Regions from separate parts of the Homo sapiens genome. Here regions 2 and 3 are each linked to region 1. A link is a loop called in an ENCODE intact Hi-C map of the cell type or tissue named here. Cell type or tissue: PC-3. All regions are shown on one strand.

Region 1 (2,500 bases):
CACTGTCCCTTAAGACAGTGACATTTGTTATAAGAGTTTTAACACCAGTTCCCATTTCCTACTCTTGAAATATATGAGTTAATGATTTTTTTGTGTGTACTTAAACATTGAAATTTGTTCTAAAATCTGAGCACCCTCTTTGAATATTAAAAATAGAATAGAAAGGTGGTATAACATTTAACTTTGATTTGATGCAGCGTGTAGCCAAGGAGATTTTTAGAGCAGTTAATATATGCCGAGGGATACTAGGATAAATAGTACAGAAGCACAATCTGTGCCCTTGGTCTAACAGTGTAGTGGGACATTTCAGAGCCATTTGTACAACTCTAACTTGATTGTTGATTTTAAAATGTATTTATTGAAGCACACCTCCTAAACATCAAGTCATTGCGAAAGGAGCCATATCATCATTTGAAAAACCAAACCACCGGATCATAAAATGGGGAGTAAATATCTAAAGCAGGCTTATTGCTGCCACCCCTGGATCCAGGGATCAAATATGAATTGTTGGGAATTTCCCTGCTTTTTTATGACCTACAAGGCATTTTTTCCCCTCAGTTTAGTGAATATGTGTGTGTATTCATGTAAACTTACATCTGATAATATTGATAAAGCGGACAGACAAACAGATCAGACCTGCAGTTGACAGAGAATCTGCTGCTTCAGTAAGAAACTCATCTAAGAATCCTGTGCTTTTTGGAGACTTCCCCCTCCAGTTTCCAATTAATCATAAGATTCACAGATAGTGTCAAGAAGGCACAGAGAAAATAAAATATGAATTGAATTGGGACACTAGGGTGCTAAAGGACATTCAAAGAGAGTCCTGGAGGAGTTCAAGGCAAGATCCCAGGTCACACCGAGGTCATTTCTATGGTGAGATGGACCCAGCTCCCATCACTGGGTTCTAATGTGTTACATTAAAAGAAGTAGCAACATTGACCACAGCTTGAAAGACCACCGATTCATTCTGCAAGAGTGAGGAAAATCAAAGAAAGTTTAGATTGACTTGATAAATAAAAGAATAAATGACAAAACTGTCATCAGTTACCTTATTAAAGATGAAGTGGGACACAGAAACTGTTGGTGGACTTGCTCAGCTGATGGCAGCTTTCCTGCTGTGCACGGGGAAGGAAGAGTTGTGCCACCCTGGCCAGGCTGATCCTCTTGAGGTCGAGGTGCCTGGGTTTCCGTAGAGCTCTGAGTACTACATGTGTGAGGAATCCTCAGGTTCTCTCCTTGCTCTGTGAGTCACTCCCATTGTGACACAACGTGATGACTAAATATCTCTTGAATAGCTCATAAAAGCCAAGAAGCTGTAGGTCGCATGTTTCAAAAGGAATCAGCAGTATAAATTTAGCTACTTTTAGAAGAGACTTTAAAATGATCAATAACATTCATTTTATGATTAGTACAATCTCTTGACCAAATTCAGCAGCAGAAATAATATAACAAAGAAATAAATATTTTGTAAACTGCCTGGTGCGTGGTTTTAATAGTTTTCAAATTGTGATTATTCTTCATAATCTCCATTTTTTCCTTCCTGTTAGCATGCCTTGGCTTATTTAACACTCCTTCCCTCCTAAGAGAATAAGTAGGAGAAATCAGTCTCTGAGATTGGTGTTACCATTTTTTTTAAGATGGGCGAGCAAGGAGATAAAAACAACATAATAAAATGAGGTTTTGGAATTACTTATGGGTCTTAATTTATGTTTTAAGGTATGACAAGGAGAGCTTACTAAAGTGGTCTCTGGAACTGAGACCGCTGAGAATAGGAAAGGATGCCTCCTCCCCTCCCAGAGTTTGTCTGTGTCAGAGTTGATCACAGTTGACCTGGCGTATCCTGGGACCACAGTGGAAAGTACTGAGGCCGCAGGCGAGGAGGGGAGGAGATGGTGCTAATCTAGCCTGCCACCCTTCACCTTCACCACTGTAGCCACTCAGGCAGGTACAAATACCACTTTGCTGATTTTTCATTTTCAGTTTCCTCGTATACCAGTTTGTTGCTATACTCTTCTGATTTCCCAGACTCTGTATTCCTCCTTTGAAAATTGCAGTTATTATGGTTCAACTGGAATGAGCACATGAATGAACATATCTGTCTAGGTAGAGTCAGGACACTGCTATCACCCTTTAAAATAAGTAGTGGTCTTTTTTCTTTAAAAGAACAACAAACCCACTTTGGGAGGCCAAAGCGGGCGGATCACTTGAGGTCAGAAGTTTGAGACTAGCCTGGCCAACATCGTGAAACCCCATCTCTACTAAAAATACAAAAAATTAGCCAGGCATGGTGGTGGGCACCTGTAATCCCAGCAACTTGGTAAGCTAAGACAGAATCTCTTGAATCTGGGAGGCCAAGTTGCGTGTGAGCCAAGATCGCGCCATTGCCCTCCAGCCTGGGTAACAGCGTGAGACTCCGTCTCAAAACAAACAAAAACAAACAAACAAACAAACTGAAATTTACTCAGGTTCACATTTAGGGTGCCCCAAATGTGCTAAATAT
Region 2 (2,500 bases), 57 kb after region 1:
TGGAACACGTTGTGGGTAGGTTGTTTTTGTTTTTAATTTTTTACTTTTTTGCTCATATCTTAAATTGTAATTCAAAATGTATAGAGGGGATTTTACTGGCTGAGCTGGAGTGGTATCTAACACAAAGAGAATAGAAACATGAGTTTACCCATATTTCTAGAAATTACTCTGCCTCAAGTTTCCTTCTATCTTACTATGTTTTAAAATCTTAATAGAAACAGGATTGAAAGTCACTCACCAAATACATTGCCAAAATGTTACCACTTTATTGAGTATAGGCTTGAGCATGACACTACCAATACTTAACGTCACTAGGGAGGTGACCCATGAATTTTACTTGAGTATCATCTCCAAGAGTTCTATTTTTCCCCCCCACCAACTCCCCTCTGCCCCTTAGCTTTGTGGCTGTGGCTGGTGATCCACTTGATCTTAACCCTTCCATCTGTAATGGGAATTTCATGAACAGGCTGCATTACTTTGAGTAAGGTACACTAGTCTCAACCAGTAGTTGAGTTTGTTTTTTTCTTTTTTCTTTTTTTTTTTTTTTTAAGATGGAGTCTCCTTTTTTGCCCAGGCTGGAGTACAGTGGTGTGATCTTGGCTCACTGCAGCCTCTGCCTCTTGGGTTCAAGTGATTCTCATGACTCAGCCTCCTGAGTAGCTGGGATTACAGGCGCCCGCCACTATGCCCAGCTAAATTTTGTATTTTTAGTAGAGATGGGGTTTCACCATTTTGGACAGGCTGGTCTCAATCTCCTCAGGTCATCTGCCTGCCTCAGCCTCCCAAAGTGCTGAGATTACAGGCGTGAGAAAACTAGGGCAGTGCTGTGATCAGAGGCAACCACGCAGAAGTAGCCAGAACTCACACAGACACAGTCACTATGCTACTGTTTTCTTTGTGATAAGCCTGACAGGCCACCTTGTAATCAGTGAGTCTGTCGTGTACTCAGGGCTGACTCACTGTCATAGCATGGCCTTTGCAGTGTGCCTCATGCTGGCTCAAGTTCAGAACAGCTTATTTGCACATAGGAACCCACATATTCAGGTTCAAGAATCAAGGGTGGGGCACATCTTGGCTAGAAAGACACTAGGAATGGCTCCCTCAGAGGAATTTATAGTTTTCACCTTCATTTTTGAAATTTTCTATAGGCTTGATTCCAGACTATGAATGAGTCCTTCTAAATCATTGACACTCTTCCATAATATTATCTCTCTTAGGGTCTTTCATTCATTTACTCATTCAACCAAAATTTTTTTAAACATCAAATATACCAGGAACTCATGAAAGCATCAAGGACACAGTTGTCTTAAGAGCATGGTCCTAGCCAGGTATGGTGGCTCATGCCTGTAATCGTAACACTCTGGGAGGGTGAGACAGGAGGATTGTTTGAGCCCAGAAGTTCGAGACAAGCCTGGGCAACATAGTGAGACCCTGTCTCTACAAAAATTTTTTTAAAAAATAGCTTGGCTTTGTGGTGTGCCCCTGTCATCCCAGCTACTTGAGAGGCTGAGATGGGAAGATCACTTGGGTCTGGGTGTTTGTGGCTGCAGTTGGCTGTGATTACATGGGTGACAGAATGAGACCCCATCTCAGAAAAACCAAAAGAGTCATGATCCCTATCTGTGTGAAGCTTAAGCCTAGTAAGCCATCATTCAGTCAATGATCATTTAAAAACATATGCAGTGACAGACTTGGAGGTACCTGACAGAAAACACAGGATAATATACAATGTGAATTATTCTTTATAAACAACAAGCCTACTTATTCTATATAAGTTCCCTAATGTCTAAATATGTATGTTTCTTTTCTAAAATTGGAAGTTTCTTTTCATTTGACAAACTCAGAGCAATTTGTATAAAAGAGAGATTGAGTTCAACAAAAGTCTTTGAAATCCTTCATTTATGCGGGAGGACAGAAGTGAACTGCTTTTTACAGAGGGGTTTGACCACAAAACATAAGATTAATCATTCTCCCCTTGGAGAAAAAAATGCATTCAGACCTATGTGTGATGTAAATTGACCCAAGCCACGGATAACACTTATGAGGATAAGTTTTTGAGGAAAAGGTCCTCAAGTATATCTTATCATGCCTTAAAATTTGGAAATAAATGTGAGAGGAGCCAAAATTTGAGGCATATACATGATACTAGGTGCTTATGAATATTTATCCAATGAATTAAAGAATGAATCTACTTTCAACATTTGCATCATAGCCATCTATTAAAAAGGAATTCTCTGTGGCCACTCATTACTCACTGTCTTCATTGTTACTGGATCACATACCTGAAGGCGAGCAAAGAATACAAACTGAGGCTTTCAGAAGTCCACTGGCTTTGGCTGAATTCACGTAATACCAAATGTGAATGGACATTTGTCCTTTTCTTTTTAAAAAAATTCATACAGATAGCTGAAATTGTATAGACTATACCTTTCTAGGCATTTCTTTACCAGGAACTCCTTGATGAGTTAAATACTGTCATCGTGAGTTATTGTGATCATTG
Region 3 (2,500 bases), 110 kb after region 1:
TGTTGACTTATCCCCTTTCTAAATTATAAGCCTCTGAAAGTTAGTGATACACCTTATTTGTGTTTGAATCAACTTGGTTACCTAACCCAGTGCCTTGCACTTAGTAAGGCATCAGGAGATTTTAAAAATTAGAATGAAAACATGAATTTCTACAATAAAATAAAACCCCAACTGCAAGATTTATCAAAGCAAATAAGTCAGAGAATTTTTAAATTACAAGCACATCCATTATGCATGATATAATTTCAAATTGTCTTAAATAAAATTCCAACACGTGAATCCACTAGGCAGTAATTACAAACATTGATTCATAATGGACAAATTTGGAATAAAGTAGAGTACTCTTTATGACCGTATGAAAATGACAAGGGAGTGATTGGGTTCTCTTTTGTTTTTAATGTATTAATACTGAATAAACAGAGGTCTCAATTTCTAACACAGGCTTTAAATAAATTCCATGGAAGACTTTTTCTCAGGAGCAGCAGGATGAATCACAGTGAGAGAAAACACATTTAGCAAGCATAGTTTCTTACTGCATCCTGCCACTAAAGACTCAACCTCTCTTCTAGTTCTAGAAATAGCTATTTCATTGAGTCCATGGTGCTGTCCCAGATAACTATAAGATGTATTATATAAGAGCAGGAGTTTAATAGAGCTTCAGGGGAGAAAGAACCAAACACTACATTGACATTTCTATTGAACCATAACAATACCAATCATATTTAATTTTTGCATTTTAATTTTTTCTAGTTTCTGGGTAGATATTTGACAATAAAAGTAAAAGTAAGAAAGGATGGAAAGAAGGGAGGGAGGGAAGGAAAATCTGACTTTTTCATTGTTGTTGTTCAAGCTGGTAGAGGACCTAGCGTAGGTGTAGGGGACCATCAGATTCCCTGGACATCTGGAGATCAGATTCCCATAGAGTTCTCTTGATGCAGGAACAATTCAGGAGGGAACCATTTAACTAAAAGGAAATCTAAATCTAATATACGGTCTAGTTTTACAGAGATTAAAATGTTTCATATTATGTTCTACTAGTCAGCATTATACATTTAGAATAGAACAATTAAACTCAGTTATATGTAGGCCAGCATACGTTTTAAAAGATGTGACTTTACGTTCTCTCTAGTTAAGGGAGATAGAAAGGAAGAAGAGAGAAAAAATGATAGGAGAGCCAATGTGATTATACTAAAGCTCCAAGGGGAAAAGGTCTCATAATAATACCACTGGTTTGTACGATAATTTTGTTAGTCCTTTAGGTTTAAAAAATTAATGATTTTTGAAAAGAAAATAATGGAAAAGGGTTAATAAAATTTGACTTATGAAATTTCTAATCTCAAGTAACATTATATGGTAAAATGTTGCTCTGTTTTGGTATTTTAAAGTATTTTAATACTTAACTAAATTCCACAAGCCCAAGCATTGGTGAAATCCTTTCTTTTTCTCATGTTGATGGAAAAGGCCTAACCTTACTTTCTGTAGATTGGGAAATACTCTCTTACGGTGCTAAAGGTCGATTCACACAAAGGAGTTATCGCCACCTTGTGGTCTTGTGGAGTATTGACTCTAAAACTTAGAACCATTTCCTGAGAAGTCTGTGCTTTCACCCAAGGTCTCATGGTTAGTTGGTGACAGAGATGAGACTATACCCATTTATCCTTGCTCTCCAAGCAGTACTCTTAGCTCCTGTAAACGGGGTCAGATGTTAGTTACAATGTTGACAACATTAAGTTTAGGATTAGGGAAACCCACAGGCTAAAGGTTTTAGTCTCTAATATTTAGGCAATCTCTTTTGGTGAAACTAAAACACAAGGCAGAACATGTATGAGATCAAGTCAGGATCAAATATTAGACACCCATAACTGCATCACAGATAACTTATGTGATAGGATTTAGGCATTGGTTAAGATAAGACAGAGATGGGACCCATAAAAATGGCTATCAGTATTAGTTCATTTGAAAAATCTCTGCTCCTTTGTCATAGTTACCACTTTTTATCATCAAATCTTAAAGTTATTATTAGGGCAGGGAACCTCTACTGAATGGAAGGCAGAAATTAGTGTAACAAAGTATAGAAAGCAAGACCTAAGATTTAAGTCGGAGGTTATTTTTCCTCTGGCCTACACAGAAGATGTAAGAAAGGAAACAGAAAAGCCCAGTGTCTAGCATTGAACTATGAATGCATCATAGTAGATGAGCAATTTTAAATAAATCTCTTGTTGCATGTATGCAGCATGGACATAAAAGTTTCATTCATTCTTTTATCCCATAAACATCGATTGTACACTGTGAAGTGCCAGGTATCACACTGGGGATGCAAAAATGAACAAGAGCTATTGTTACTCTCCCTACTATGGAGCTGCTGACAGGCATTTCTTTACATATGATTTTTTTTAAAAGTGCTGTGCAACCTGCCAGTGCTACAATAGAAGTACAAGGAAACACATATAAATTTTATAATTTTACCTGTCTGTGAGATTTGTTGTTAATTTATAATCTT

The links. Peaks named below come from ENCODE experiments on the same cell type or tissue, not always from the same donor. Only the 100,000 strongest peaks of a DNase experiment are listed, where the experiment ranks them.
Region 2: a loop joins it to region 1, with 2.4 times the contacts of the local background. A loop is called at or near these places in 7 of 110 quality-filtered maps.
Region 3: a loop joins it to region 1, with 3 times the contacts of the local background. A loop is called at or near these places in 4 of 110 quality-filtered maps.

What each region holds. Positions count from the first base shown.
Region 1 is chr2:169,068,266-169,070,765 of GRCh38, reverse strand. DHRS9 (dehydrogenase/reductase 9) reads right to left here and starts at 1,203. Exons shown (of 5, transcript NM_001376924.1): 1 at 1,049-1,203. In PC-3, no CTCF peak of the experiment used is centred here; a DNase peak (open chromatin) is centred at 1,235; H3K27ac peaks cover 1,348 bases.
Region 2 is chr2:169,010,787-169,013,286 of GRCh38, reverse strand. It overlaps ABCB11 (ATP binding cassette subfamily B member 11), which reads left to right. Exons shown (of 28, transcript NM_003742.4): 5 at 1-15. Among named protein-coding and RNA genes, the nearest start is that of ABCB11, 19 kb to the left of the region's middle. In PC-3, no CTCF peak of the experiment used is centred here; DNase peaks (open chromatin) are centred at 946 and 2,426; H3K4me3 peaks cover 1,289 bases; H3K27ac peaks cover 2,500 bases.
Region 3 is chr2:168,960,866-168,963,365 of GRCh38, reverse strand. The region is part of intron 18 of ABCB11 (ATP binding cassette subfamily B member 11); the gene reads left to right. Among named protein-coding and RNA genes, the nearest start is that of G6PC2, 61 kb to the right of the region's middle. In PC-3, a CTCF peak has its summit at 1,551 (motif pointing left); a DNase peak (open chromatin) is centred at 1,535; H3K27ac peaks cover 1,223 bases.